Linked DNA regions of Homo sapiens: region 2 is linked to region 1. A link is a loop called in an ENCODE intact Hi-C map of the cell type or tissue named here. Cell type or tissue: HepG2. All regions are shown on one strand. Links, peaks and the distances in the headings refer to the core of each region. The heading gives the core; the rest is flanking DNA. Region 1 overlaps LOC389602 (a long non-coding RNA gene). Region 2 has its middle 110 kb from the start of SHH.

Region 1 (16,084 bases), core at 4,695-12,694:
ACTTAAAAAAAAAATACAGTCCTTCATCTTCAGTTTTCCAATGGTCGCCAGTTATACACAGCTAATCTTTGCAGTGAAAGTTGTCTTTGGAGAATGTGCTTTCTTGGTCCCGGGTGGTCCTGGTCTTGGGCTGGAATCTACGTGAGCTGCTTTGAAGTAAGCTGACAATACACAATTATTAAGGCTATTTTGACCTGCAAGTATGGTTTCTTAAAAAGGAACAATTAAATACCATGTAGCAGTTATTTAGACTTTAGCATTGACTAAGGAAAGGAGAAAATGGAAGAAGAACCCCCTCCTGCTTAGATGCAGTCATTTTTTAAAAAAATAATCTTTTGGGGAATAAACTTAACCAAGGAGGTGAGGGACTTGTAAACAAAATGTTAAAACTGCACTGAAGACTAGAAAATGTTGATGAAAGCTGTTAAAGAAGACACAATTAGATGATGAAAACACATCCCATGTTCATGGATTGAAAGACAATATTGTTAAGATGTCAATACTATAGATTCTATGCAATCCCTGTCAAAACCCAATTTTTTTTCAAACATAGGAAAATCCATTCTAAAATTTACATGGACTCTCAAGGAACCCTGAGTAGACAAAACAATCTTGTAAAAGAACAATGTTGGAGGGCTCACACTTTCTGGTTTCAAAACTACAGTAATTAAAAAGCTACAGTAATTAAAACAGCATGATATTGTCACAAAGATATAGAAAAATAGAATAGAATATAAATCTTGGAAATAAATCTTCACATATATAGTCAAATGATCTTTGGTGAGGGTGCCAAGACCACTTAATGGGGAAAGGACAGCCTCTTCAACAAATGATTTTGGAAAAATTAGATATTTATATGCAAAAGAACGAAGTTGGACCCTAACTTTACACTATATACAAAAATCTACTAAAACTGGATTAAAGAACTAGCTATAATACCAAAAAGTATAAAATTTCTAGAAGGAAACATAGGGGAAAACTTCATGCATTGATTTGGCATGATTTTTTGCATATGGCATTAAAAGCACAGGTGACAAAAGCAAAAATAGAGAATTGGGACTACATCATACTTAAAAACTTCTGTGTATCAAAGTACACAGTCAACACAGTAAAAAGGCAACCTGCCAGAATGAGAGAAAATATTTGCAAATTATGTATCTGGTGAGGGGTTAATATCCAGAATATATAAAGAACATTTAAATCTCAGCTACAACAACAAAATAAGTAACTCAATTTAAAAGTGGGCAAAGGCCTTGAATAGACATTTCTTCAAAGAGGATATACAAATGGCCAAATAAGCACATGAAAAGATGCTCAATATCACTAACATTAGATAAATGAAAATCAAAACCACAATGAAATATCGCCTGACATCCATTAGGATGGCTACAATAAGAAAAACAAAGTGTCGACAAGGGTGTAGAGAAATCGAAAACTTAATGTAAAGTTGGTGAGAATGTAAAATGGTGTGGCCACTATGTAAACCAGTATGGTCATTCCTCAAAAAATTAAAGATAGAACTATCATAGGATCCAGCAGTGCCACTTCTGGTTACATACCCAAAGGAAATAAAAGTAGGATCTCAAATAGTGATTTTTATACCCACGTTAATAACAACAGTATACAATAGCCATGTGGTGGAAACGACTCAGACATCTATTCTCTTTTTAAAAAAATTATTTACTTTTTACTGACACCTATTAGATGTACTTATTTTCAGGGTACATGTGATAATTTGATACACTCACATAATCAAATTGGGGTAATGGGGATATCCATTACCTTAAATATTTATCTTTTCTTTATGCTAAGAACAATTGCATTATTCTCTCCTAGCTATTTCAAAACAACCGATTAATGTTAACTATAATCACCCTACTGATCTATCAAACACCATGTCTGATTTCTTCTATGTGTAGGTTTATACCCTTAATCAGCCTTTGTTTTTCTCCACCCACCTCCCCTACCCTTCCCAGCCTCCAGTAACCACCAACCCAGTCTCTATCTTCATGAGGTTCTCTTTTTTAGCCCCTGTGTATGAGTGAGAACATGTGATATTTGTCTTTCTGTGCTTGGCTTATTTCACTTAACATCATGTTGCTGCAAATGACAGGATTTCATTCTTTTTTATGGCTGAATAATATTCCATTGTGTATTTATACCTCATTTTCTTTATCCATTCATCCACAGATGGACACTTAGGTTGATCCCATATTTTGACTATTGTGAATAGTGCTGCAATAAGCATGGGAGTGCAGATTTAAATATATACCCAACAGAGGGATTGCTGGATCATATGGTGGTTCTACGTTTAGTTTTTTGAGGAACCTCCATAGTGTTCTCTACCATGGCTGTGAAAATTCACATTCCTGCCAATGGTGAACAAGGGTTTCCCCTTTCTCCACATTCTCACCAGCATCTGTTATTGGCTGTCTTTTGGAGAAAAAACATTCTGACTGAGGTGAAGTGATACTTCACTCTGGTTTTGACTTACATTTCTCTGATGATTAGTGATGTTGAACATTTTTTTCCTATACCTGTTTACCATGTGTATGTATTCTGTCAAGAAATGTCTGTTCAGATCTTTTGGCCATTTTAAAATCAGATTATTTGTTTTTTTGCTATTTGAGCTCCTTATATATTTTGCTTATTAATCCCTTGTCAGATAAAGAATTTGCAAATATTTTCTGCTATTCTGTAGGTTGTATCTTCATCTTCACTTTGTTGATTGTTTTGTTTACTGTGTAGAAACTTTTTTTTTTTTTTTTTTTTTTTGATGGGGGAGACAGTCTTATGGTGTTGCCCTGGCTGGTCTTGAACTCATGGCCTCAAGTGATCCTCCTACCTTGGCCTCCTAAAGCTCTGGGATTACAGGCATGAGCCACCATGCCTGGCCTTGCGCAGAACCTTTTCATCTTTCGAACTCATTCTACAAGGCTAGCATTACCATGATACCCAAACCAGATAAGGATACAACAACAAAAAAGAAAACTACAGGCCAAGATCACTGATGAACATAGATGCACAAATCCTCAACAAAATACTAGCCAACTGAATTAAACAGCACATCAAAAAGATCATTCACCATGATCAAGTGGGTTTCACCCCAGGGTGCAAGGTTGATTCTACATATGCAAACCAATAAGTATTGAAATGATCACATGATTTTTGTTCTCAGTTCTATTAATGTTCTTGATTCTGTTAATGTTCTGTTCACATTGCAGAAAAAGCATTTGACAAAATAATTTCAGTAGCTGCTGAAAAAGCATTTGATAAAATTCAGCATACCTTTATGATACAAAAAACCTTCAATAAACTGGGTATAAAAGAAACATACCTTAAAATAGTAAGGGTCATGTTAATTCCCTGAGTGAATTCATATTAATTCACTGAGTCATGCAGATCTTCCAAATGTTGACACATTTCAGAATACCAACAGTGAAAAAGGTACACGACATCTAGGTGTTATTGCAAAAATAATTTTTACATCATGGATCCCCAGAGAATGCTTGGGGACCCTCGGGGATCCACAGGCCATGTTTCTGTGAACTGCTGTATGATCCAAAACACATCCTATCACTGATTTCAGACCCAAGAGTAAAGGAAATTGGCTCAACCATTTTAGAAAGAGGGATGCAGAGTTCCATGGCAGAAGGCACGGATGCAGGTGGGGAAGGATGGGAGCCAGAAGGCGGCCCATCACAGAGCTCTCGCTGAGGACTGGCATCATAGCAGAAGTTGATCCTGGGCTGGAGGTGTCTGGTCGGACCCACTTTATCGTTCATGTTCACATTTTGTTACCTGCCACCTTACATTATGGCTTAACTGTTTCGTGCGTGCCTGGCTGGTAATTCCACCAGGTAGTTAAGCTTCTCGTGACTAGAGATGAGTATTCCACATTCTCTCTGCACCCCTGGAATGGTGGCTGCACACCCAAGTCCTCTCTGCTTAACGTTCCTCCTCTAGGGTTTAGAGGAGCAGCTCTGCAGTCCGACTGTCCCAGTGCAAAGCCGGGCTCCACAATGAAGAGCCATTTGACAAGGGGTGAGTTAACTTTTCTAAAGCTCTCGGATGCCGTCTGTAAAGTGGCGCTGCTCCAAGTGTGCTGTGACGGTTGGAGGAGATAAGGCTTGGAGAGCTCTGAGCACCCAGAAGGCAGTACGCCGCGGCGGACTTGAGTCATGGACTTTTCATCCCAGGGCTCTCCATTTTCACCAGCACTTGGTGGTGGTGGTGGGGATGAACGTGTTCCTCTCTGAAGGTACCGGGCTGGGCTGCCTGCCTTTTTTTTTTTTTTTTTTTTTTTTTTTTTCAGACGGAGTTTTGCTCTTGTTGCCTAGGCTGGAGTACAGTGGCAAGATCTCAGCTCACTGCAACCTCCACCTCCTGGGGTTCAAGCGATTCTCCTGCCTCAGCTTCCCGAGTAGCTGGGATTACAGGCATGCACCACCACGCCTGGCTAATTTTTGTATTTTTAGTAGAGATGGGGTATCACCATGTTGGCCAGGATGGTCTCAATCTCTTGACCTCGTGATCTGCTCGCCTCAGCCTCCCAAAGTGCTGGGATTACAGGCAAGAGCCACTGCGCTTGGCCTGTATGCCTATTTCTAAGCAATGAGGAAGGTAGCTTTAAAAACCAAGCACAGGTAGGGCCTTTCTGTCTGTTCTTTTCACACAGTCTTATGAAATATTCTCCACAGTGTAAAATCCTTTCTGTTCCTCTCTTTTTGAAGAGCAGTTGAAGCTGAATATGCCCCTTTGCTCTTTCGTTGCCTAATGCACGTCTAGCAGTTTTTCCAGAAAGACCTTTGGGTCCAGGACCTGGTCTAGCTTCTAAGTCTGCTTTTGCTGAGCGTGGCAGCCTTGACAGAGTCAGGATTCCCAAAGCTTCCCCATCAGCCAACTGCACGTCCGTCTTCCCTCCAGGGCTCTTGTAACATGGGAAGGAGCTTCCACAAGATATTTATGAAATTTTATCAAAATCGTGATTGATGATGATGACCCTTTTATTTTCATGAAATTCTTAAATGACTTAATTTTAGTTTCTTTGTCTATTTTAGCCCATTTCTGCTCCCTAAAGGGACTAACTTCTCAAGAAGAAATTCTGACTTCCTGTTTACATTTTTCTTTCCCTTTTCAGAGGAGAATGTAGTTGGTTCCGTGAGCTAAGTGTGTCTTTTAAGATCCCTCACCTCATCCAGAGCTGGGCTGATGCTGTTACTCCTCTCATAGCCCACTCCTCTGCAGGGTGACCTGGGATCACTCAAAGTATTGATCACGCTGTGCTGGTCTATTCTGCAGGACACTTGTCTCATCTCAGTGAAACTGGGTGCACAATGGTTCGAGGGGCTGTGACACACTTGTCCACTCTGTCTCCTACAGGACTTGTCTAGCCTCATCTCAGAAAACTCAGCCCTTTGGATATTCACAGTATTGAGTTTATTCAGGAAGAGCTTGAAGAAACATTTTTGATCACTGACTGTTTGCTAGATCCTGGACGAAATTCACCCTGCTTTCAAATCCTTTGTGTTCTAAATCCCTTATCAACGATATGCAACTGTCATACCCAAAGGAAAGCAAACACTCATATTTAACGTGTCCCTCTGCCCTGGCCGCGAGTTCTGTGAAGATGGATTGGGATCTGTAACTGTCATCCCCAGAGGGAAAGAAATACTCATATTTAACGTGTCCCTCTGCCCTGACCACGAGTTCCGTGAAGACGGAGTGGGATCTGTGTGTTCAGCGCTGGGTAGGATGCAGGTTGCCTGCATGCAGCAGCTTCAGCCTTGACACCTGGGTCCTCCCCTGGGTTTTGCTCAGTCCCAGGTAAACGAGGTGTGCAGTCCAGGAATGGGGCCTGTAGGGCACCTGAGCCAGTGGCACAGATATGAACTTTACCTGAAACTCAAGATTTTCATTTCTGCACGTTATTCAAGTATGCAAGCTGGTTGAGCTGAGGCTTCACTTCCTTTTTTTTTTTTTTTCCTTTTCTTTTCTCAGCCTGACGCAGGGAAGTTTTTAATCTGTTCTTCCTCTTCCTTCTCCTCGGTTGTCCAGGCCTGGGTGTTCAGCACGTTCCCTCCAGGAAGTTTAGAGTGGCATCTCTCCGAGGGCAAGACCCTGGTGAGGATGGACGTCTTAGCCTCCACGCTGAGTGGAAGGAGAGAGGCTTGGTCCAGGCCTCAAGGCCTTCTATGCCCACCAGGTATCCAGGAAGCCCTGGAGAGCCCCAAGCAGTAAACGGGAGAGGTGCTCTGTGGGAAATGCAGGCAGAGAGGGAGAACTCTTCCCACTGAAGCCTCCAGCCCCGGCTTCTTCTAAGCCTTTGGCGGCTATTAAAAAAATTCCTTCAGTTTTTGCCCACTAATGATGCCCATCATTCTCTGGAACCTGAATTCAGAAGCGCAGGCTCACAGCCATCTGTCTTACATGATTTACAGGAATGCTTTTTATCCTAAAAGCTGGGGCCATTTGTATCCAAGAAGGGTGTAGCCGTAGGAACCTCTGTACCTATATTTAGTAGAGAATTGAGTCAGTTTTCTGGGTACTTAATAGTTTCCTACTTCACGGTGTGTAGGTTAAACTTGGTTTTAGTTATGACAGATTGGGATAACAAGTATAAAAATAACCATCTAATTAATGGCTCCATGTACTGTATGATTCTAGAAAGGATTATTTAGAATTATTGGATCAGGTAAGGTTGTGGACATACTGTGTCTGGATTTTCCTAAGTTCTCTTAAAAAACAAGTTCAGACCAATACGTATATTTATGGGGGAGTGTGTAAATGCAGTCTGCAGAATGCCCGTGTGGACACGTCTGGGCAAGAACGCCCATGTGGACGCATCAGGGTAAGGCTGGCAGCCTCACGGAGGGATGATAGGTCATTGTCAGTCGCTGCGGCTGAGTTAAGTTCACCCCCCAATTCACATGTTGAAGTCCTGACCCCTAGGACCTGAGAATGTAACTGTATTTGGAGATAGGGCATTTCAAGAGTTAATTAAAGTAAAATGGAGTATTAGGGTGGGCCCTGATCCCATCTGACCCACGTCCTTATAAGAAGAGGAGATAAGGACACAGACACACCCAGAAGGCTGACCCTGCGAGGACCCAGGGAAGAGACAGGGAGGAAGGCACTGGAGGGGGCCAGCCCTGCCCACAGCTTGCTGTTGGTCTTGCAGCCTCTGGAGCTGTGAGAAATGAACTTCTGTGTGTAAGCCGCCCCATCCGTAGCCACATCGTGGGATTTTGTTCAGATAGCCAAGCTGACTCCCACACAGGTCTGGAGCAAGCCCCCACTGGGAGCCCCAGGGCTCTCCTCTCTCTGACAGTTTTTCTTGTGACTGAGGCTGCTGGTGGAGCACACAATGTCCTTGCCACACTCTTCCTTAAGTGTAGAATCTGATTTTTCTCAGGGAACAATTGAGTGCCCTACCAAACACTCAATTTTCTAAGCTTCCTTTCAGCTCCAGGCAGTGGCATTCAGGCGGAACAACACGGGCGGGTGCCCCTTCCTCTAACGGGAAGGCAGAGGCTCCTGGGAAAGCCCTTCCCTGCTCCTGAACATCTTCTCTGTCCTTGGCAGAGGGACGTGCCCACAGCGGTCTGTGCCCAGAGGCAGCTGTGCTGAGGATGGGACTGTGGACCGTGGGGAGGGCAGGGCCCTGACCACCTCACTGGCAGGCCTCACCTATCTCCAGGCTCGTTTTTATGACACAGAAAAACAAGAATATGGGATTTTATGTTTGTTAAGTCAGACCAAGTTTCTGTTATTTGTTCCTAAACTGACTTATAACTGATGACAGCCATGACTTGGATAAATCATGGAAAGTGCACATCTAAACACTGTGGAAGGTGGAGCTGGGAGGATGCCTGGGCCTGCTGCAGGACAGGGGCAGGATGCCACCCCCCAGGGAAAAGGTGACAACTCGAGATCTGCCTGCCATGGTGGTCCTGCCAGTGCTGGAGAGGGATGCAGGGACCATTCTGAATTTAGTTCCCCAAATTCCAAGTCGGCTAGCACAAGGCAGGAGAGTATAGCTAAGCAGCCAGGTGAAAAAGAAGTGAGTGTCTTCAGGGACGGAGGCCGACGGCTCAGCACGGTGCCCCTTCACTCTTCACTCGGCCACAGTGAGGGCAGCACGGGCACCGGCACGGCCACAGTGAGGGCAGCACGGGCACCGGCACGGCCACAGTGGTGCTGCTTGCTCAGGCTGGCCAGGCCATGGTGGGTCCCTGGGCTCGCTGTTTGCATCCCAGTGCAACAGATGGAGATGGTGGTGCTTGCCCAGTGGAGAGTGGCCCAGTGCTGAGGAGTTCTAGAATTTTGCATGGAACGGATGAAAACTGAGGAGGTAGGAAGGACTGTCAGTGGGAAGAAGGGCTGCAGTCATTTTGTGTGGCCTTAAGGGCATCCCTGTGACAACAGGTGGAGGGGACGGGTCGTGGGGGTGGGTCATGGTGGGCTCCAGACAGGGAAGAAGTTTCCATCAGCAAGAGCTTTCACAAATTGGAATGGACTGCTCCAAAAAGTAGAATTTCCCTGCCCACGGGGGTGTCAAGAGCAGACCATGGGATCCCACCTGGAGGGCAAGATCCAGGGGAATTCAGACAGGAGGTGAGGGTGGGGTGGACGACCCCTACAGTCTGAGCCTAAGCATGTGGCCGCCCCAGGGCTGGGTCTGCAGGCTGTTGATGAGCATGAGCCATCGACTTTATTTACAGAGATTCTCTTCCAGGCTCCTCCCAGGTGCCCCAGGAACATCAAGAAAGGCAGACGTAAATGGGTCCAGGGCTCCTCACGCTTGGACAGGGGGGACCTGCTCCCCGGGTGGGGTGAGTGCTGCTAGAAGTCAGGGGAAGGTGAGTGCTAGGTGATGTCAAAAAAGGGAGAATATGGGATTTAATATGGGCTGGGGAATGGCTTGGTTTCCTATAGGAAGAAAGGAAGGTGGGATACCTGCTCCCAGGCAGGGAAGAACAAAAGAAACAGAGGAGGCAGCCTGGGCAGTGGCTGGGCGTCTCACCTGACCCTGGCTGAGCTCCTGCTGATCTTGGAGAAGGAAGGGTGGGGCCAGACTCTGGATGGCTTGGAGCCCCCGACCAGGGTCCACACTGGGAAGAAAGCAAAGGGAAGTTAACCACTCAAGGTTCTCACGCTGTTTTCTCAAGTAAGAAAGTAAACTCCCTAAACCACAAGACCAGCACAAACTAGGAAGGACCCCACGGCCCACCACCATGCGGCACCATACCTAAGTGTTCCTGAAGTTCACAGAAGGGATGTGGTAGAGAGGGGAAGGACGTTACCAGGTTTTAAAACATATTTTAAAGTTTAAAATTTTTTTGCGTTAGTAATAGTGATAATAATTGTACATGCTGTGGGTTCACCTATTTTAAGTGTATAAGTCAATGGTTTGTAAAAAAAAATACATAATTATGCAACTGCTACTACAATTCAGTTTCCAACATTTCCGTCCCTCAGAAAGGCCCTAATGCCCATCTGTACTCAATCTCCATTCTCGCCCCAGCCCAGGCAACCGCGAACCGGTTTTCCATTCCTACACATTTGCCTTTTCTGGACATTCACGTAGATGGGAATCAGGCAGTCCGGGATCTTTTGAGACTGGCTTCTTCACTCAGCATCATGTTTGAGGTTCATCCATGTCCTAGCAGGCATTAGCAGTTTATTCTTTTTTATTGCTGAAGAGAAACCCACTGTATGGAGGAACCACATTTTACATATCCATTCATCAGCTGGAGGCTTGAATTGTTTCCAGTTTGAATATTGTTTCAGTTTGAATATGTGTGAATTGTTTCCAGTATGAATATTGATGGCACAGACCCTTGTTACGAGTCTTTGTGCGGACATGAGCTGGCCCTTCTCTTGGGCAGACACTCAGGAGTGTGCCCTGAGTGTTGTTGCTCAGGAAGCCTGAGGAGGGGTGAGGAGGTGGGAGAGGATTCAAGAGGGGGTGCAAGCTGCGACTGGGGCTGAGTCCCTCCCACATGGAAATGAGGAGGAGCGAGATGAGATGGCGGCCAGAACACTGACGGTGTGGGAGGTTGAGCAGCTTGGGGAGGGCTGAACACCCATGCTCTTGGGAACCACAAAGAGGAGCTCAGGCTTGCGGTCAGGGGACGTGGAGACTTTGTAGGCTCCATGCAGACAGCAGGACTTTAGGAAGAAAGGTTTGGTAGTAGGATGGTGGAGGGAACAGGGCAATGAGAGGCAGGGACAGGCGGAGGTTCAGGATGGTGTGAGCACAGAAGGCTTTTAAATCTGGTAGCCGCTTTGTGGCTGGAAAGGGGCGCAGATGGACGCACAGTAAGAACGCACAGAGAAACCCCTCCTGGACTGTGACTGGAGTCACAAGATGCCACAGTTGAATTTGTGGTCACTAAATGGCTCATCCTAACTAAAATCAGTTCTAATGCCTACAAAAAAGCACTTTCTATTTCCTTAAAGTTTCCTTTGTATATATTATACTTGAGATTACTCAGTAATAACAGTAACATGACAAAATACGAATAAACTGCAAAATTGAACAGAATAAAATTCACAAGGGGCCCTAATTCCGACATAGATAGTAAATGACTAAAAATTCTAAATGAGCACAGAAAACATCTGTCGTGTCAAATATATTAATTCCAACAGTCTAATATATATACTTAATTAAAATAGTGAAACCATCTGTCCAAAAGCCTTCTCGGTGAAACTTTAATTAGTAGTCTCAGTTATATTATGTAGCAGAGAGAAAGGTCTTAGAGTTGCTTTCTTCCTAGCAGATTTGAAACCTGGGAAAGTGAAACAAAAATATTTCTTTTGGTGATATTTGAAGAGAAAAAGAGACATTCCTTGTGTTTTCTTGTTGGATGTCTCTACAGCCGACTCCGATGAAAAATTGCATCTCACATTGTAATGCTTATCTGAGCAGGCACGTCTGCATCAGGGGTCGTATTATCTTGAGCTTGGATTATATCTGAAGGTTATATTTAAGAAACAGTATTTATTAAAAATTTTTAAAATGTAATTGTGAAAAAAACACATAACCAAAATTTACCACGTGTACAGTTTAGTATGTAAAATATAGTCACATTGTTGTGCAATGGATCACTTGAATTTTTTCATCTTGCAAAACTAGAACTCTGCACCCATTAAACACGTCTCGACTCTCTTACTCCCTGGCCATTGGCTCTTATCATTCTGCTTTCTGTCTCTATGAATTTGACTATTCTAGGGACCTCATATAAATGGAATCATTCAGTAGTTGTCCTTCTGTGTCTGGCTCACTTCACTCAGCGTAATGTCCTCAAGGTTCATCTGCATTGTAGCAGGTGCCAGAATTTCCTTCCTTTTTAAGACCAAAAGATATTGCGTGGTGCTTAGAGACCAAGGCTTCTTATCTGTCCATCCGACGATGGACACTTGAGTGGCTTCAACCCCTTGGCTGTTGTGACTAGTGCTGCTATGAACACAGATGTGCAAATATCAATTTGACATCCCACTTTTAATTCTTTTGTAAGTATACCCAGAAGAGTGCTTGCTGGATTATATGGAAATTCTACTTTTTCTTTTTTTTTTTTCTTTTTTGACAGAGTCTCACTCTGTCGCCCAGGCTAGAATGCAATGGTGAGATCTCAGCTCACTGCAACCTCCATCTCCTGGGTTTAAGCAATTCTCCTGCCTCAGTCTCCCAAGTAGCTGGGATTACAGGCACCTGCCACCACACCCGGCTAATTTTTGTATTTTTAGGAGAGACGGGGTTTCACCATGTTGGCCAGGCTGGTCTCGAACTCCTGACCTCAGGTGATCCACCCCCCTCGGCCTCCCCAAGCGTTGGGATTACAGGCATGAGCCACCGCGCCTGGCCTCCACTTTAAATTGTTTTGAGGAAGGGAACATTATTTCTTTTATAGTGAATTTTAAATCTTGCAGATTTTAAAATATAGTAGATTTAAAAGCCTGTGTTGTAACAGAGTCCGGCTGGTATTAACCTTTGGTTCAGAAGTTTCTTTAAGGTCATTGAAACAGTGAGCCAAATCATACCTCCCTTGCATCCTAAAGTACAATTGAGATAAAGTGGTATAAAGAAAAAATACTGCTATGGGCTTTTGGAGATGTGGATTCTAGTCTTGGCTTCATACCCTCTAGTTGCATGACTTTGAATAAGTCATTTCTCCTCTTTGGGTCTCAGTTTTCTCATCTGTGTAAAGGAAGAGTTTGAAATGAGTGACACCTAAGCCGCTATTCAGCTCTAAGCACATTACAAGAATAACTTTCAACTGAAACAGGTGCATAAAAATATTGATCTTTATTTAATTATTGCAAGACATGCAGAACTACTGAAGAAACTAGATGGAGTTGGAGTCAGACCGTGGAGGTGAGGAAGAGGCAAGAGGAGAATAAAAAGCACACGTCCCACATCAGGCTGCTGCTGCTGTGTCAGAGTGGGATTGCCTTCCCCATGGGCTCTGACACGACTTGGGCAGTGGAAGAAGAAACTCCCAACATGGTAGGAAGTCAGAGTCCCCTGGAGCAGGCTGCCCTGCGAGAGAGTTGGGGTGGTCACTGAAGTGTCTCTTGTGGCATTCTATGGAATTGTGTTGTTCTCAGGCAAATTGGTATCCAAGGATTCTTTTCCCCCGTATGTTTGGTATCGGAAAATACCACTAGCCAGTTTCAGCTTCCCATTTGTGTAAATAATTCATTTGCCTTTTGTCAAAGGCATTGGTGTTCATGTTTTGGTCATTTGTTGAAATATTCATTATCCTTTTGGGTTTCAGGATGACAGTAGCAGTGGCTCATACCTGTTCTCAGTCCAGTATACTAAGATGCTGTGATTCTCTGACATCCCAAGCCCCCTGTGCACTGGGAGTTTGGGAAAAAGGATGGCTGACTTAGGTCGTGCTAGTCAAATGCCCATAGGGCTTAGGTTATATCTTGTTTTTGAAAAACTCACAGTAACAAATCTATGACAGGTTACCAATTTTGAGCAAAGTCCTTTCATTTTTCATGAATTCAAAATAATCTTTTTCCCATTTTGCCAGAAATGAATTTGCCTTTGACATGAATGCCTGCTGAATAATGATGGAGTTGAGCTTGTGAGGACATTCTGCAGAACTGGGCTAAAAACATTGACTTCCTACATGATCTCTGCATCCATATGATCTATTAGAAATTAATTACAGTAGCCGTTTGCTTTTTAGGATGCTGAAAGAAGTAACTGAATATAAATAAGGAAAACAAAAGAGAAATAAAGCAAAAACAAAGGGGGAAAAGCAGATGATCATTTAATATGCAGACTGAATCTAAGCAAATTACTATCTAGTCACAGATTCTCTGTAGGGATAAGTTTGTGGGGAACATAATTAACAGACTGAGCAGAAGATGCAGCATCTTCATTTATTCTACAAATACCAGCCTGAATGTGAATTGACAATGCACTAACTTACTCTTAACATCCAAACAATTTGGAAGTAATTGACTCTTTGGATAATAAGGTCCTTTGGGGTTTTTCTGTTTCCCCAAAGATGTCTTAATAAACATCAATTAGCATTGCATAGGTCTACAGCTGTAGATGAAAATAATCTTTATTAGTGCTTTCTGTTTGCTGGAATTTTGGATAAATTGAGTTGGCTGCACCCATAGAGTAAGCAAACAGGCGTGCCCTCTCTTAATAGGACTTGTTACATCCTAGTTTTGCTGGCCTTTTCCAGTTAAAACAAGTTTCATCACAGATCGTACCTTCTCCAAAGAGGCTGGCTTTCTGGATAATTCCTAGTGGCTTTCTCCTAACACCTCATCTCTTAGTTTTAGCCCCTTAGTCATCTTCATGCCAGTGCCCGTGCTGCTGGTGTCTTGTCCCCTAAAGGTCTTGAGTGAGATTTGTCTCCCAGCAAAGTGGAAGTGCTTCTCAAAATTCACTCTGTTCTGAGCAGTGATAAGTACTAAGTATAATGCTTACTGAGTTTTCCGAAACCCAGGGCCAAGTTATTTTCATATGGGGGTTTGTTCTGCCAAGATGGAAACAGTTCCCTTTCTGTTTGAGGGACTGTATGTGGGTGAAGGTAGCAGGTACCTCACTGCAGTGGCTGGGCCACCAGGCACACTCACCAGGCAGTGGCAGCCGGGGCTAGAGCAGCACCTGTGTGGTGGCCTCGCACTCTGAGTCCTATTTTTCTATTCCTCTTGTCCTCACAAATGCCTCATGGCCACAAAATGGTTGCTCCACCTCCTGCCTCACGTCCACTTTCTCCAGAAGAGGAAGAAGAAGAATGAGAAACAGGAAAAGGAAAGAAAAGAAGGAGGAGGAGGAGAAAGAGAAGAAAGAAACACAGCACCCAAACTGGGAAAGTCAGAAGTTTCCAGAAGTCCCTGTTAGTCCTCCGTTCCGCCCCTGGATGTAGCTGCATCACAGAGGCCACACCAGCTGCAGGGGAAGGGGAGACTCAGGTTAAAAGCATCTGTGCACAACGCTGCCTGCAAAGTGCTGGGGTCGCTCAGTAAGGAGAGGAGAGAATGAGTGTGGAGCCCCTCACCCCTCTCCACTGGGTTAGGAAGTCAGAAGGGAGACCCTGCGACGCCTTGCTGTGGAAGCTGGGATGCCTCCGAATGACCTTTGGGATCCACCCGTCATTATCAGACAGGGGCGAGAGATAGCGCGGAATATCAACACCACAAAGCTCCTCAGGGAACTACACCCTGCAGCAGACCCAGGTTTGCGTAGGTACTTCTTGGAATTGTGAAACAGAGAAGTTTGTTTGAAACACAAAGCAGCTGAGGTGGTCCTCCAGGACCCCACGGAGAGGTTCCACCTAGGGCTTCTCTCTCAATCACCTGTTCTGTGGGGTTAGCCCTCCGGGTCTCTCCAGTTCTCCAGCAGGGTCTGCACTCCTGCAAGTCCATCCTGGCCCCTCTCCGGGACCCAAGTGAGGAGAATCCTCTCCTAGTTTTTCTTTCCCATCAGAGCCAAATCAGATGAGAATTTCCAGACACTCGCTGTGTTTCTGATAAAAAAGACAGCTATATTTCTGAGACAAAATTGCCTACCAGTTAGCCACGCGTTCTTTTCTGACACCAGGGTCGAATTGTCCTCCTTGGATAGGACACCAAATTATCAAAGGACAGAAACCACCTGGTGCACCACAAGAGGAAGACCTGCTGCTGAAGGGCAGCGACAGTGGAGAGCGGGGAGGGCTGCAGTGTGGGCATTGCGGCCCCGAGACTGATGAGAAGCCCCTGAGACAGAGGAACCCCAAGAAGAAGCATCCCCCACAGCACGGGCACTGTGGCCCCGAGAGTGGAGAGTGGGGAGGGCTGCAGCGTGGGCACTGTGGCCCCAAGAGTGGAGAGTGGGGAGGGCTGCAGCGGGGGCACTGTGGCCCCGAGTCAGACGAGGAAACCCTGAGATGGAGGAGCCCTGAAACACAGGGGACCCAGAGATGGAGGAATTCCAGGGCGCTGGAAGGGAATTCAGGCATTAGGCTGGAATTCCTATGGCCTGCCGGTGCTTGTGACCCTTATTGCAGTGAGGGGAGGGTGGCATTGGCCACTGGTAGGGCTGGTGATGCTACTCTGCAGGAAGGAGAGCCAGGTTCCTATGGCTGAGAACAGCGATGGGGGCACACGGCTCCTGAAGGCAAAGCCAGACCAGGATTCCAGCGTTTCAGACTCCCCGGCTTTTCCCCAACCTTCTGCATAGGCAGCTTTGTGGAAACCCACATTATAGCAAGTTTTTCATTTCTGGCAGGAATTCATAATTTTGATATTGTTGATTTTGGAACTCAGGTATAAAGCTTGAATTAGTTGTAAGCTTCAGTTCAGAGCACAGTGACACGAGTGACCTGTGCAGGGCTCCTCTTTTATCTCCATCATCCACCCGCCCATCCATCCATCTATCCATCCATCCACCCACCCACTCATCCACCCATCCACCTACCCACCCACCCTCCCATCCACCCACCCTTCCACCCATCTATCTACCTACCCACCCATTCATCCATCCACCCATCCACCCATCCACCCATCCATCTACCTATCCATCCATCCATCCATCCATCCATCCACCCATCTACCCATTCACCCA
Region 2 (16,084 bases), core at 3,934-11,933, 56 kb before region 1:
GGATCGATGGGTGGAAGTTACAGGGAAATTGATTCTCTTTCTTCCTTAAATATCAATGCTATTATGGGGGGGCGAACCAAATGTTGCACCCCCCACCCATAATTCTGTGTTAAAATCCCAACACCTGATGGGATGGTGTTAGGAGGTGCGACCTCTGGGAGGTGATTGGGTCATGAGGGAGAAGCCTCATGAATAGGATTAGTTCCTATATTAGTCTGTTCTTAGGCTCCTAATAAATACATACCCAAGACTGGGTAATTTCTAAAGGAAAGAGGTTTAATGGACTCACAGTTCCACATGGCTGGGGAGGCCTCACAATCATGGTGGAAGGCAAAGGAGAAGCAAAGGCACTTTTTCCATGGTGGCAGGCAAGAGAGTGTGTGCAGGAGAACTGCCTTTGTAAAACCATCAGATCTTGTGAGACTTATTCACTACCAGGAGAAGAGCACAGGAAAGACCGCCCCCATGATTCAATTACCCCCCCACCGGGTCCCTCCCACGACATCTGGGAATTATGGGAGCTACAATTCAAGATGAGACTTGGGTGAGGACACAGCCAAACCTTGTCAGTGCCCTAATGAAAGAGACTTCAGAGAGGCTTTGCCTCTCTTCCAGGGCATAGGGTTATAGGGAGAAGGATGTGGCCCTCACCACACTGAACTGCCAACACCTTGATCTTGGACTTCTCAGGCTGCAGAACTGTGAAAAATGAGTTCCTGTTGTCTACGAGCCACTCAGTCTAGGCATTTTGTGATAGCCTGGACTGACTAAAGCAATCCTAAAAGACATGGAAGTAGAAGGGGTGTGTTATGAAGTAGTTAATTCTCCACCATGGAGCTTTCCAGTACAGGGGGACGTGTGTGGTGGAAGGGAGTTGTGCTTCAAGGGAGGGGGGCAGTGGCTAATTTCTCACATGTCTGCCACCTGACATGCCGCAGCCCCTTAAATCAGGGGTAGTTTGGGTGTGGCCTGGCAGGAGGGCTGGGGCGATGACCTGTGAAGCTTCCAGCCCAGCTCTGAGCAGGGCCTGGATCACCACAGGGAGGCCGGGGCTGAGCTCTGAGATGGGCAGTGAAGCATGGGAGGGAGGCAGAGGAAACTGGGATTGGAGTGGAGGAGCCAAGAACAAGCGTGGAGGCAGGAGTGGCAGGTGTGGACCATGCTGGGAATACTCAGGCTAAGCCACGGGAGTGCAGGCTTTGGGAGGTGGGTGGTTTTGCCTCAGGGTGTCTCCATGTGCTCCATACACTCTCCCAGCAGAAGCTCTGAGTGTGCTTAACCTGCCACCAGCACCATGCCCTCTTGCTACAGCACCACCTCCTCCTACACCAGCACCACACCCTCCTGCTCCAGCACCACGCCCTCCTGCACCAGCATCACGTCCTCCTGCTCCAGCACCATGCCCTCCTGCACCAGCACCATGTCCTCCTGCACAAGCACCATGTCTTCCTGCACCAGCACCCCCTTCCTGCTCCAGCACCACGTCCTCCTTCTACCTTTAATCCCCATTGTGAGTCCTTACTTTCCCCCACTGTCCTGTTTAGAACAAAGCACTGTCGATCCCTATCATTCATGGATTCCACAGTTGTGAATTCACCTACTTTTGAAAATCCATCTCTAACCCCCAAATCAACCCTGGCAGCACTCTCACAGTCATCTGCAGACTTGCAGAGGGGTGAGAGATTTGAGCTCCCAGCTCAGGTGGAACAAAGCTCTGCCTGCCTTCTCGCACCCACGCTGTAAACAAATGTGTTGTTTTAAGGTCTATTTAGTGCTACTTTTTCCACATTTTAATGCTTTTTGTTGGTGCTTTTGCTGTTTAGAGTGGCCCACAAGCTCAGTGCTGATGTGCTGTGTTCCCAATGCAGGAAGGCAATGATGCGCCTTAAGAGAAAATATGTGTCTCAGAGAAGCTTCAAGCAGGCTGTGTTCTGGTGCTACTGGCTATGAGTGTTACCAATAGTATATATAATATAATTAATAGTATATATTAAACAAGGCATCTCTAAACAAAAACACAGATGAAACAAGGTCATGTACTGATTGCTGATGAGAATGTGACCAGAGGCCTGTAGGAACCTAGCCTTGTATTTCTCCTAGGCACTGAGGTTCAGCTGCTGATTTTCTGTTTATGGCATAACTACTGTGTATGATGAGCATGTGGACTGGGCTCGGTTTGGATCGGGCTTGGTTTGGACCAGCTTTCTTTATGACTTTCCACATTCTGCGCTGATAATTACATGAGTGCTTATTCAAATCTTTCCAGTGGCTGGACAATTCTCAAGGACATGGTCTATGGATGACAGTGGATGGAGGCTGGAGACAGAACCCTCAGTCTTGAGATCTTCATGACAGTCCATGAGTGGAGAGGGGAGGCTAGAAAGGAAGGCTCAGCTGTGAGTTACTATTTGGGGAACTGACAGGACACAGACTAGCAGTACAGGATTGGGCTCACTGGCTGTGAGCCCTGTAGCCAAGTTACCTGGGTTCAAGCACCGAGGTGGCACTTCCTGTTCCCCTTGGGTAGGCTCCTAAATTTATTTGTGCTTCACTCTTCTTAGTTGTAGATGGGCACACCTTGCTTACACGGTCATTGTGAGGAATTAAATGAGCTCATGAGTACAAAATACTGAACATTATGCCTGGCACAGGGACAGGGCTCAACAAGCCCCAGCTCTTAGCATCTGATGGGGAGGGATGGGGAGGAGCAGGAGATGCCAGGTCCCAGCCTGAGACAGAGGAGAGTCACTGAGGTGCCCTCGCGGGGAGAAGAAGCAGGGCCAGCGACATCGGCAGTCTCTCTTACCCCAAACATTTCCTTTCCCAGCTCATCAGCTGGAACTTCTCAGCATTCTTTTCGGCTGAAATTTTATTTCTGGACGTTCCTTGCCAGCACATCACCAGCTGTTATTTGCTAGAAGGAATCCACTTATGTAACTGTCGTCTTTGAAAGGGGATTGGAAGAGGGCAAAGGAGTCTGGGAGAGAGGGTAGAGAAAGTGGCCTATTTCCATGGTGCCCATGTTCACAGGGCTCTGGGGCACCTGAGCAGGGCTTTTATATTTGCGGGGGACTTAGCTCCATGTGAATTGCAAGAGAAGGACGTCTTACAAAAAGGGCACCAAAGTCTTTCAGAAGTTTGTTTTCCAGAGCTGAGTAGATTCCCCATGTGATGCTTGAAAGGGTGGGAGCCCCAACACTTGCAGGGCGCCCTGCAGCCCACATGTGGGGTCCGCACTGTCTGACTGGGGCAGGCGCCTGTGAGGGCAGGGCTGGTCCACAATGGGGATGCCGTGGTTTGAGGGGTGCTTCTGCCTTGGTCACGCATGGGCAGGGCCTGGAGCGGGGGCTCCATGGGCATGCGGATTCCCATCCAGTCCAGAATGACGTGAGTGAGAGGGGCTTCCCCAGAGCCAGCACAGAGGCAGGTTCGATCCCTCCACCTTTGCATCTGCCTCCTGTCCTGAGCTGGGGGAACGTTGACAATAATGACTCACGTTCAACAGACCGCTTCCCTTCTGGGCCCTTCAGGTGGAGGCCAGAGAGAAACCACATTGCCAAGGGAGCTTCGCGTGCAGGGGCGTGAGCTGGTCACTTACACACTGATCCCCTCTCCCCAGCACACTGCTGGGTCACAAGGAGCTGGTCACTCACGGATTGCCCCCTCTCCCCGGCATACTGCTGGGTCATACGGAGCTGGTCACTCATGGATTGACCCCTCTCCCCGGCATACTGCTGGGCCACATGGAGTTGGTTACTCACACATGGACCCCTCTCCCCAGCACACTGCTGGATTACACGGAGCTGGTCACTCACGGATTGACCCCTCTCCCCGGCACACCGCTGGGCCACATGGAGCTGGTTACTCACACATGGACCCCTCTCCCCGGCACACTGCTGGGCCACACGTCCCAGGTCCTTTATGGTTAGACATGGCTGCATCATGGAAAATGGGCAGAGTGAACATGTTTTGCTTTGGGGACTAAGTCCTTAAGAAGCACTGGGCCTCTGCACACTCTTCCTCCTTTCTTGCACTGGAAGCACGAGTGAGTCCACCACATAGGGCAGACGATGGGATTCACCCAGGTCCCAAAGTCGCCACCTCCTGCAGCAGGAACTGCCCTCCTTGCACTCCTGCTTGAACAAGAAGTGAGCTTCTGGTGCGTTTGGCCCCAAATGTATTGAGCGGTCTGTTGTGACCACATGCAGCTGACTGTAATCTGTAAACCCACTGTGCTAATTGAAGTAGATTATTTTTGCTGGCTCTTCCAAGTAACCAAAACATCTAGTTTCCCCAAACAGAGATTCATCCAAAATTTTGGTCAGTTGTGCCTCATAGTGTATATTAATAACTAGTAGTTTAAATGGGGAACCACATCTGCTTCTGGAATCTTACCAAGTGGGATCTTGGAGCAGGTTATGCTGGAGGAAGCATGCGTCACTTTCTGTTCGTGAAAGTGAAGTGTGAGGAGGCCGCCATCATCAGCCAGGGCCCCTGGGGCTTCTGAACTTACATTCTGCCTCAACAGGCTGGAGTTTCTAAACAGTACGAAAGACCCCAACGAGTTGTCACCCATTGCAGGTCAGCTATTAATGAATTGCTGATGACTAGCACTTGCTCTTTTATAATGAGCATCACTAGCATATTCACTGATGTTGTAGATCTCATTGTTCAAAAGGAAGGTCTGTGAAGGGGTCTGCCTCTGGCTCCTAAGGCGAAGCTCCTCTGTGTGTGTGTGTGTGTGTGTGTGTGTGTGTAAGAGGTGCAATTTATGCAGCAGATGTTGGAGCCCCGACTGTGTCACACACCAGGAAACAGCAATGAAGAAGAGATGCACCTGCCCCATGGTGCAGAGGATTCTGCGTGTCCCAGCCTCCAGCACCGAACCACTGAAATTGTTCGCATGAGGCATCTTACCTGGTAAAGGGTTTTGTGTTCCCAGCACTCCCCTGGTCCTGCTCTTGGCTGTTCCTGGTAGCAGCTGGTTTCTGGGATAATGGCTCTGCCAAGCAGACATCATTCCCTCTATGGAAGTGCGAGGAGCATGATTTGAAACTCGATGAGGGAAAGTGATCTGTGGGTGCCTCATTTCTGGTAAGAGGCTTGTGATGGCTTATAAATCCATGATGGGCTGAACTGTGTCTCTTCCAAATTCATAAGTTGAAGTCCTACACTCCCAGTGCCTTAGAATGTGACTGTATTTAGAGATGGCGTCTTTAACGAGGTCATTAAGTCATACCGAAGTCAGTAGGTTTGGTTCTAATTCAACCTGCCTGGTATCCTCATAAGAAGAAGAGATGAGGACACAGACACACAGAGGGACGACCATGTGAAGACCCTCGGAGAGAGGGCTCAGGAAAAGGGAGCCCTGCTGGTACCTCGGTCTTAGAGGTCCAGCTTCCAGATTTGGGAGACATAAGCTTCTGTTGTTTAAGCCTCACTGCCCGTCCCTCCCATCCTCAGGGCTTGTCATGGTGGCCTGAGCTGACTGATACAGGGTCCCATTGGCTTGTTGCTCTGACACCACTTTTCACTACCCTCTCCCCACCGTCCCACCCTTCTCCAGCCATGCAGATGTTCTTTCTCTCCCTTGAACATGTAGGTAGGGTTGGCTGGCTGGCTCATCTGCTTGGAATGTTCTTCCCCAGACACCTTCACGTGGCTGTTCCTTCACTTACCTGCAGTCTTTTCTCAGAGCCGCCACTCCATCCCGTCTGCTCTCCCTGCTCTTCCTCCATGGCTGCCACCACCATCTGCTTATTTATTCAATTGATTTCTCCCACAATAATGGGGCTGACCTTGGGGAGGGACTGTGCTCATTGAGGAGTGCCTGGTGCCCAGCCCACTGCCTGGCTGGCCTAAGAGGCTTAGCAAATGTTCATCCAATGAAAGATGGAAAGAAGACGCTGTCCAATGGGAGGTGTGTGATCCTGGCCATGTCCTCCCACCATTACCTACAGATCTGGTGGGGATAGTGATGCTCACTTAGCCTAGTGGTTGTGAAGATTAAGTGGGATGGCACGCCAAGATCACCAGTCTTCTTATAAGCATGCCACCTTCACCTGGAAGATGGAGGTTGGGGACCTTGAATGCAAGGCTGTGGCATTTCTGGCAGAGATCGGTGGCCTTCTGGACATTAATATCTGCAAAGCTTGCCTGGGAGCTCCACAGGAAGTTCTGACCCATGGTCACCTACTCCATTTTCTTAGGGCTCATGGAAAGCCTTCAGCAGTATCCTCTGTTGATAGCTCATCCCACTCTCTGCTGACCGCCAAGGTGCCTTTCATCTCTTCTCAATCCAATGCAGATTTGAACATTGCGCCCCTCCATTTAAACCTTCAGTAGATCCCTCATTTTCTTAAGAGCTAACTCCACACTTCCTCCTGCCCTCTCTGGCCCACAGTAGCCGATGTCCTCCAAGCTCCAGAACCCTGGTGTCCACTGCTCCTCTGTGGGACCTCCGGTTCCAACGGGCCCCTCTCCTCAGCACTCTGGGGGACCCTCAACGCCATCCTCTGTTGATGCCACTGCTCTCACCTCCACCTTCCTAGTGTCCTTTCCCCTCTCTCACCATCCCCTCCATCTGCCTGGTTCCTTGCAGCCTTTGAGGCTCAGCTCAGGGGAGACACTTCTGTCTCCATGGTCTTCTGTGCCTTTGCTTCTGTCTTTACCAGTGATACCACTTGCCACCTCACTATTGCTTTGCAATATCTCCAAGTGTTGAGTAGTTTGAGGCCCAGGCCACATAGCCTGCAAAGCTGGAAGTATTTATTCTCTGATTGTTTACAGAAAGCATTTGCTCGCCCTGATCTGGAAGGTGACCAAGTGACGAGCCTTCAGTGATCCGTCGTGAACACTTATCTCGACTGTGTGTTTGGTGAGGGCTTGGTGGAAGGTGCTTGTGGCTGCAGCCTTTGGCGAAGACACAGATTCCTCACTTATTCGAGGGCAGATCTCTGTGTAGTAGAGAGGTAGAAGCAGGAGGTGCAGAGGGGCCACTCTCCATGGCCCCAGGCAGACAGCCTCTTCTCCTTTTCTCTTCCTCTCTGTTCATATCCCCAGTTTTCCTAATTTGGGCCACATCACTTTCTCCTGGCCCCTGCCAGCACATGGGTAGTGGCAGGTAGGCAGGCAGATCTCAACTTTTGCTCTAAAAAGCATCCCTCATACACAACAATGGCACCAGTGGGGAGAGGTGCTCCAGGAGGCAACTGATTTTGCAACCAGAGGTTATTTCTTTTTTTCTATTTCCAGTTATCAGAGAAAATATGGATTTGCTGTATAGCTTTGATGTGTCAGAGCCTGTAATTGTGATCAATTTCTGTGTAGCAGATTAACTCAAAACCCAGCAGCTTAAAACAACAAATGTTTAACACCTCACACTATTTCTCTGAGTCAGGAATTTGGAAACAGCTTAGCTGGTAGTTTTGTTCTGGGTCTCAGGAGACCGCAGTCAAGAACTCTGACCAGGGCCATGCTCACCCGAAGGCTTGACCGAGGCCAGAAGGCCCACTTCCGAGTCTCACTCTCAGGACTACTGGGGGGAAGCCTCAGCTCCTCCCTGCAGGCACCCACGACAGGCTGCCTGGTGCCCTTGATAAGGCAGCTGGCTTCCCCAGAGCGAGGGATTGGAGAGGGTGAGGAGAAAGCTACAGTGCTTTTGTGACCTGGTTTTGGAAGTGGCCCAGGATGACTTCCATCACATCTGTCGGTTAGAGGGGGAGTCATTAAGTCATGCCTACGCTCAACGGGAGGGTCTAAGCTTCCCCTCCTCAATGGAGAATTGTTTGTGGACATCTTTTAGAACCACTCCGGAACTAAATAAATATGACCAGCACGTGTGTTTGTGTGTGTGTGTAACTGTGTGTGTGGAGCTTATATCTGTGTTTGTATATGTGTGTGTGGTGTGTTGTGTGCGCATTTTGTGCACCTGTGTTGTATGTATATGTGTGTGGTTTGTGTGTGTATATGTATGTGTGATGCGTGTGAATATATGCGTGTGGTATGTTTTTGGGTGGTGTGTTTGTGTGTGTGTATTTTGTGTGCATGTGTGTATATGTGTGTGGTGTGTTTGTACATTTTTGTGAGTGGTGTGTGGATATATGTGTGGTGCATTTTTGTGTGCATTTTGTGTGTATGGTTTGCATGTGTGTGGTGTGTTTGTGTGTGCATTTTGTGCGTGTGTGCATTTTGTGTGTTTGTGTGTGCATTTTGTGTGTGTGTCTGTGTGTGTATTTTGTGTGTGTCTGTGTGTGGTGTGTTTGTGTGTGCATTTTGCATGTGTTTGTAGTGTGTTTGTGTGTGTGTTTGTGTGTGCATGGTGTGTGGCATGTGTGCATGTGTGTTTGAGTGTGCATTGTGTGTAGTGTGTGTGTTTCTGCATGCATTGTGTGTGTGGTGTGTGTTTGTGTGTGCATTGTGTGTTTTTTTTGGTGCATGTGTGTGTGCGTGTGTGTGTGTGTGTGTGTGTGTGTAGCACTGGCCACGCCGGATACTGAACTATGCATTGAGGATGCAAACGTGATCTCAGAGGAGCTGGTGAGATCACTGGGCCCCGGGGTGTACAGTCATGCACCAGACAGCAGCACGCGGTGGCTCTGAGTTCCAAGATAAACACACGAGGCTTTAGAGGAGAAAGGTCACCACGGCTTGGCGTGTTCCAGGAAAACTTTGTGGGAGGGAGTCAAAGGCGCCAGTGACCACTGACTGCCTTGGGCAGGGTCCCGCGGGAGATGGAGTGTCACTCAGGGCTAAGAGTTTAGGGTGGGGGGCCCTGCAGAGGCCAGCATGGGACCCTCCAAGCCCCTGTGGGATGTGGGAGCAGCAGGGTGGAGGGCAGGAGCCAAGTCTGGATGGGGTTATCAGGGTCATAGGGCCTGGCAAGGACGGGGTCATAGGGCCTGGCGAGGGCAGCGATGGATGTGGGGCTGTGCTGCTGAGGCTGCAGCCACCGCCACAGGGCCGCTGTGATCGTGGCCTCCCCACCCCCAGGGTCCTGCCTGTGTCCCCAGTGGCCAGCCCCACATAGCAGCCTGAGGGCCTGGGTGCAGGCTCGGGGCAGGAGAGGCTGGGAGAGCAGGTCTCGCCCCTGCAGACTGGGGTATCACCTTAGAGGGGGCAGCAGCTCCCAGCCAGGAGGCGGCAGCAGGGGTGGGCCTCAGGGCTTTGGTGAAAACCCCCCGGAAAAGGATTCCTGGAACCTGAGACAGTCCCAGAAGCGTTGCTCAGGCCTCCCCCTGCCGTCCTGCTCCATCCATGGGTGTGGGGTCTGTGTCATTCTTTATTTGGTGATGACTTTCCAGGGATGCGTTGCAATAAAAATGAACCTGAATGTAACAAAACATCCTGAATCCAGGCCTGAGGTGGGGGTGGAAGAACTCCCCTAACTTTGATCTCATGCTGCTTATTTTTGTCTGAGGATCTGAGACCCTTGAGAGAAAAATTTCCTGGTAGGGTGTCGTCCAGACCTAGTTTCCCTTTCTCTTCAAAATTGTGCTTCATCTTGTGAAGGCTGCACTATGCTGTCCGCGGCACGCTCCACCTGCCTGAGAGAAGACAAATGCCCAGGCGGGGCTGAGGGATGCTTTGCTTGTTCAGGACTGAGGGGCCACAGAGACGTGTGGCCATCGGGGTTCAGCCAGGGGAGTCGCGGTGTGGGCTAGGGCTGCTGGGGGGGACCCGGTGCCCTGATGGCCCAGTGTGGTCCTGCTCCAGTGCAGGTGGAGAAGCCACCCTCCCCAGGGGCATTGTTCACATAGGATGCCTTCATGGTCAAAAGATGCCTGGGTCATATCACCAGGTGCCCCCCATCACCAGGTCATACCACGTAGGATGCCCTCATGGTCGAAAGATGCCCTGGTCATATCAGCAGGTGCCCCCTCCACCTGGGAAGCTCCAGGAGCTCTACTGCATTCTTTAGGAGAGCCAAGCGTGTAAATTTACCTGCTTCAATCACATCAGCGTTTTAGAAACCAGGATATGTGGAGATGCAGCTCACTTAGCTTCATGGAGCTTTGGTGTCTGCCCCCGTGCCTGCCCGGGCCTTGCATAGAGTAGGGCATCAACAACGAGGTCTGGAAAGAAGGATGAGTAGAGCTTTGGCGGGGCGGGGGTAGGGGGAAGCTGAGGGGGCTGGGAGGAGGGGCATCTGTTCTCCGAGAAAAGACCAGGCCTAACTCCAGTTGCTGGACTTCCTTCCAGAGCACAAATCGAAGCGGATAGTGGTGCACAGAAGGAGCTGATGCTGGGTGGGGGCAGACCCCACGCTTCTTCCCGGGATCTGAGGCCGTAGTGGCCCCAGAGCAGCTTGGACTTGCGGCCCCTGAGGGACCCTTTGTGCAGCGTGGCATGAACAGCATGGATGGTACCAACAGCCCATTGTGTCAAGGAAGAAGCCAACAGATAGCCCTGCAAGGGGCAGCTTTTAGGTTGGTGGGGACCCACTGAGCCAGCTGCAGCTTTTAGGTTGGTGGGTACCTGCCTGTAGCCACCCCTCACTGAGCTCTACACCTCAGCTGCACCTGCTATGGTGTATGAGACCCTGGGCTCAGAGCAGGGAGGGACATGGCCCGTTGGTTTCCAAACCCAGCTGCCTGTGCATCCATCACCAGGAACTGGGAACAGCATTCCAGCTGCTGATTCTGGGCCCTGCCAGTCTGAAGTGGGGCCTGGCCATCAGCATTAGAAATGGGAGTCCCGGGCAATTGTGATGCAGTTGGTTCACGGACTGCGACTTGGGGAGCCACTAAACTCATCCAACAATCTCATCTCATGCGTGGAAAAACTGAGGCTTGGAGCAGTTGAGTGATTTGTACAAAGCTGTGCACCCAAATGCTGCCTGCCCTGTGTGTGCTCTGTCCACCGCCCCTTAATCCTTGTGGCCAGTGCCACCTGGGGCAGCTTTGAGTTTCCATATGCATGGCCTGGGCATTGCAGGAGGCCATTGGGTAGATGAAGCTGGTGCTTTAGAGGCCTCACCCATTTCATGATTTGTCCCAGGTCCCCGGTGGGTGAGGGTCAGACTCAGAGTCTGACTCCAGACGGTCGGGCTCACCACCTGTTGAATTCACTGGCTAGCTACGGGACGTCGGGTACCCTCAGCTGCACCCAGTGGTCCTCCTGAGAAACCCAGAAAGCCTGTGATCATTGCAGTGCCCAGGGAGGCCTCCTCTGGTTGTTTTGCTGGCTGGGGCTGTTTGTCTCACGGTGGGTCCGCCCGTGGTCGCTGCGGCTGCCATTGGGGGTCCTGCAGGCCCCATGGGCTCCATTTGGAAGCACTTGTTGTTTTCTAGGCCCGACACCTGGTATCTGTGTGCACTGCGGTGGCCAGAAGCCGTGGAAGGAGAAGATATGGTGAGATGGCGGATCTATGCAGTTTTGTTCTTTCTTGGGTCTGAAATTTGGGCAAAAGGACTCTTAGAGGCGTTGGAGCTAAGAACAGCCAGGCTTGCAAGGCCGCTGGGTGGGCCTCCCTCTGTGATTCACCAGCGTCTCCCTGGCTCTGTGTGAAGCAGCCAAACCGGTTTTCTTCCCTGGCCGCACCACGCTGACTCCCTCTGGGCCTTGCTCCTGGTGACGGGGGCCCTCCCTGGCCAGCTCAGCCCTCCTGCAGGGGCTCCCAGGGCCCTTTCCTCCGGGAGCGTTCCTCGGTTCAGCGGGGCCTCATTCATGCAGTCACTCAGCTGTGTGTCCAAAAATGCCTGTGGGGCGCTCCCTACATACCAGCGTTGAGGCTCTGGGCACAGGACAGGAATCAAATCCCCGACCTCACGAGGCTGCTACTGCTGCTTCCCGATCCCAGCTCTGAAAGACGGGCTCTGCAGCCCGACAGGGCATTGTGCAGCGCCTGTCCGTCACCATCCTTCACATAGGCTGGTCTTCACTGCCCAGCCGGAGCACCAGCCAGGGAAGACGGGGACCCCGCCTCTGGCATTTGTGATGGCCTGGCAGGTGCTTATGGGGAATGGGTGGAGAGAGTTGGCTAAGCCTGATATGAAACCTCTCTCTCTTTAAAAAATCGATATGACTTCATACCTTACCACACGCACGTATTAGTAAGTATTGGGAAAGAGTGAAAACAGAAGTCTTTATTTTTTAATGGGACATGATTAAACTTTAATGGCCAGTGACCTCATGAAATGAATGCCATGCAATGCCATTTACTCATCTAGGCTTGTGCATACCTTCTGGGTATTAGAAAATTACATAATTAAGTATAGATTACCACAGACGTGTCATTATGCATTTTATTATTCTTTAGAGACTTAATAGTAATACTCTGTATTTATATGTGCTTTTCATCATGTTATCTCCAATCGCTTTACAAATATTATCTCATTAATCCTTTGCAACTGTTCTGTGAATGTCTCTATTTAATAGATTAAAAGCCGCAACCTGAAGCGATTAAGTGACAAGTTGAACATCCCATTCTTCACTATGCTACAAAGGCAAGAAGGCAGGCTCACTGCCCTTTCCACCTAGAGAGGACATCTTCTTTTTTCCTTTTTTTTTTTTTTGAGATGGAGTCTCACTCTTGTCACCCAGGCTGGAGTGCGGTGGCTCGATCTCAGCTCACTACAACCTCTGCCTAGTGGGGGTTCAAGTGATTCTCCTGCCTCAGCCTCCTGAGTAGCTGGGATTACAGGCAGGCACCACCACACCCAGTTAATCTTTGTACTTTTAGTAGAGATGGGGTTTCACCATGTTGGCCAGGCTGGTCTCAAACTCCTGACGTCAGGCTATCCACCCACCTTGGGCTCCCAAAGTGTTGGGATTACAGGCGTGAGCCACCATGCCTGGCTGACATCTTCTAATTATTTGAGAACTGAAGCTAAAATCTTGTTTCCCAAGCTCACGTGAACATCAGTAGAAATAAAACTGTACATCGTAGAGTAATCAGGGTTGCAGATTTTCTGTGCCACCCCCATGCTGAGAGGCTTTTCTTTGCATTTGAGTTCTAAGAGAAAACTGTAGTTCCAAAGAGAAGCAATTCTTTAAATGTCCTAATCCAGTGGTGGGAGATTGGCAGTGTGGGCTTGGATCACTCACAAGCACATTTGCTGTGTGTCTGTGCTGTGCTCGTGTTTGTGGATGGCGGCTGCGATGCCCGGGCAGGCTGGTACTCACGGACATCGAGACCAATCCCTGAGCTCCTCCTGGAGATGAGTGTCATTGGGAAGGTTTAGGCCTCATTTCTTGAGGGTTTGTGTGCTTCAAGCTCACCATCTTCATTCCTCGTAACAAACCCCGCGGGGCAGCTGCAATGCTCCCCATTCTACAGATCAGACAGCACAGGCTGGAAACACGAGGTGATTTGCCGAAAAAGTCACACCACGGGCAGGCAGTGGAACAATGAGGGCCATGCTCGTCTGGTGGATCCCAAGTCCCAGGCAGCCTCTAAGAAGAGAAGGGCCCTGAGGTTTAAATTAATTAGAAAACATGCAAACATTGACTCATTTAGAAAAGGGCTTTTTCTTCTGAAAAAGTGAAACATTTTCTATCAAGTTAATAAGATAGGATATTAGGCAGAATAAAGGTTTTCATTTTCATGAAACATTCCAGCTTGGTTAAAAAAATTACTAGGATCTTTGTTCTTGGGAATATTCTTGAATTTCTTCCACTTTGTTTTGTTTTGTTTTGTTTTGTTTTGTTTTTTGTTGCCCAGGCTGGAGTGTAGCTGTGTGATCATGGCTCACTACAGCCTTGACCTCCTGGGCTCAAGCAATCCTCCTGCCTCAACCTCCTGAGTGGCTGGGACCACAGGCACACGCTGTCAACTTTCCACATCTGATGTGGTTTGAATCTGTGTTCCTTCCGCAAGTGTCATGTCAAATTGTAATCTCCAGTGTTGGAGGTGGGCCTAGTGGGGTGAGGGTCATGGGGGTGGATTTCCTTCTCCGTGCAGTTCTTGCGATAGTGAGTTCTCGTGAGATCTGTCTGTTTAAGAGTGTGTAGCACTCTCCCCCCTTCTTTCTCACTCCTGCATTTGCCATGTAAGATGCCTGCTCCCCCTTCCCCTCTGCCATGAATAAGAGCTCCTTGAGGCCGCTCTAGAAGCAGAAGCCCCCGTACAGTCTGCAGAACTGTGAGCCAATTAAACCTCTTTTCTTATAAATCACTCAGTCTCAGGTTTTTTTTTTTTTTTTTTTTTTTTTTTCCGGAATCCCGCTCTGTTGTCAGGCTAGAGTGCAGTGGCGTGATCTCTGCTCACTGCAACCTCCGCCCCCTGGGTTCAAGCAATTCTCGTGCCTCAGCCTCCCAATTAACTGGGACTACAGGCATGTCACCACGCCCAGCTAATATTTGTATTTTTAGTAGAGATGCAGTTTCACCATGTTGGCCAGGATGGTCTCGATCTCTTGACCTTGTGATCCACCCGCCTCGGCCTCCCAAAGTGCTGGGATTACAGGTGTGAGCCACCGTGCCTGGCCCCGGTGTTGTTTTATAGCAACGCAAGAATGGCCTAATACAACATCCTAAAATGGCTCTTGGTGAACACTCATGTCACAGAAGTTCAGAAGGGCCGTTGGCATCTAACCAAGCATTTCCCAAGTTATTTTCCTGAACAACCTCATCCTCTATAAACCCAATAGCCCAGGACAAATGGCAATCGGAAGTCAAAACCCTGGGCTGCGAACTGAAACCCTGGTGCATGGTAAGCATGCATTAATGATTCAAAATAAATAAATGAGATACTGGGGATTCTTAGTAGTCCAAAAGGCATGTTTTCTACCTAAATATTTCTTGTTGATTCTCTTCAGCTTTCCTGTCATGAAAATGGGTGAGAGCCTAGGGTTACTGAGTTAATCTCACTGGGGTTTGTAAATTATATCCGACCCTGGGAATGAGTACTATGGAACTGGAGTATATTTATGTGTAATTATCATTCATTTGCCCTTTCAGCTTGATGGTGCAGGACACAGTAAATGCATCAGATATTTATTTAATGGGTAATTCATGGTGGGGGCTCTTAAAGAAACAAATTACCTAACTAATTGGTGGAAGTTTGACTTCTTGGCTTTTTAAATGACTATAGTTACTTTTGATAACATTAAGAAGGCAGCACCTATAATTTAACCTTCCACTGAAAACCATGTTGGATTGGAAGGAGGCACGTGGTCAGTGCAGAGCGGCTCCCTGCGCTGAGATGACCGGATGAGGCGGCAGGTGGTCTGTTCTCTTCGGTCTGGGGACAGGAACATTCAGCGGCCAGCTGGGAGTGCTGCTCCTGTGAGTTTCAGGTCAAAGAAGGACCCACAGGAGGTGGCAAGGACCCGGGCAGGAGGAGAACTGGGAGAGGGCGTCACACTCGCTGAGTGGAAGAGCCAGGCCCGTGGGGAGCATGTGAGCCTGGGCATCTCCACCTACTAGGCTTTGACTTCCTCGTCGGATCAGTAAGCAGTTAGATTCTGTTAGTGATTCCCAGGCTTGGATACCGTCTACTGGGACATTCAAAACAAATGAACAAATGAATTTGCTGACTAACAAGCTGGCCTCTTCTCTCTCTTTTATTGCCGAGGACATTAGAAAGATCTATTTTTTTTCTTAATTGTTTTTGTTGTTGTTTGTTTATTTGTTGTTTGTCTGTTTTTTTGAGACTGAGTTTCACTCTTGTCACCCACGCTGGAGTGCAATGGCAGGATCTCGGGTCACTGCAACCTCTGCCTCCCAGGTTCAAGCAATTCTCATGCCTCAGCCTCCTGAGTAGCTGGGATTACAGGTGCCTGCCACCACGCCCAGCTAATTATTGTATTTTTAGTAGAGGCAGGGTTTCACCATGTTGGCCAGGGTAGTCTTGAACTTCTGACCTCAGGTGATCCACCTGCCTCAGCCTCCCAAAGTCCTGGGATTACAGCCATGAGGCACCATGCCCAGCTAGCTTAATTGCTTTATAAACAATAGAACATTTTAGTATCAAAAAGGAAACCTTCAGAATGAAGACAGTCCTTTAAATTTAATAATTTGGGTTTATGGAAACATTCACCTCTACTGTACTTATTGTGCTCATTTCCTCCATGAAATCTTGACCTAGTCCAAGGACGACCGTTTGGGAACCCCTGGCCCAGGCGATCCTGTGGGGCCCTCA

Evidence for each region. Hi-C counts contacts between places; a loop is a spot of excess contacts. Peaks named below come from ENCODE experiments on the same cell type or tissue, not always from the same donor. Only the 100,000 strongest peaks of a DNase experiment are listed, where the experiment ranks them.
Region 2: a loop joins it to region 1, with 2.1 times the contacts of the local background. A loop is called at or near these places in 5 of 110 quality-filtered maps.

What each region holds. Positions count from the first base shown.
Region 1 is chr7:155,965,627-155,981,710 of GRCh38, forward strand. LOC389602 (a long non-coding RNA gene) reads left to right here. Exons shown (of 2, transcript NR_144629.2): 2 at 1-3,336. Among named protein-coding and RNA genes, the nearest start is that of SHH, 160 kb to the left of the region's middle. RefSeq lists enhancers at 8,473-8,974, 8,975-9,474. In HepG2, for the core only: no CTCF peak of the experiment used is centred there; no DNase peak of the experiment used is centred there; H3K27me3 peaks cover 4,354 bases.
Region 2 is chr7:155,910,631-155,926,714 of GRCh38, forward strand. No RefSeq gene overlaps it. Among named protein-coding and RNA genes, the nearest start is that of SHH, 110 kb to the left of the region's middle. In HepG2, for the core only: no CTCF peak of the experiment used is centred there; a DNase peak (open chromatin) is centred at 8,581; H3K27me3 peaks cover 4,661 bases.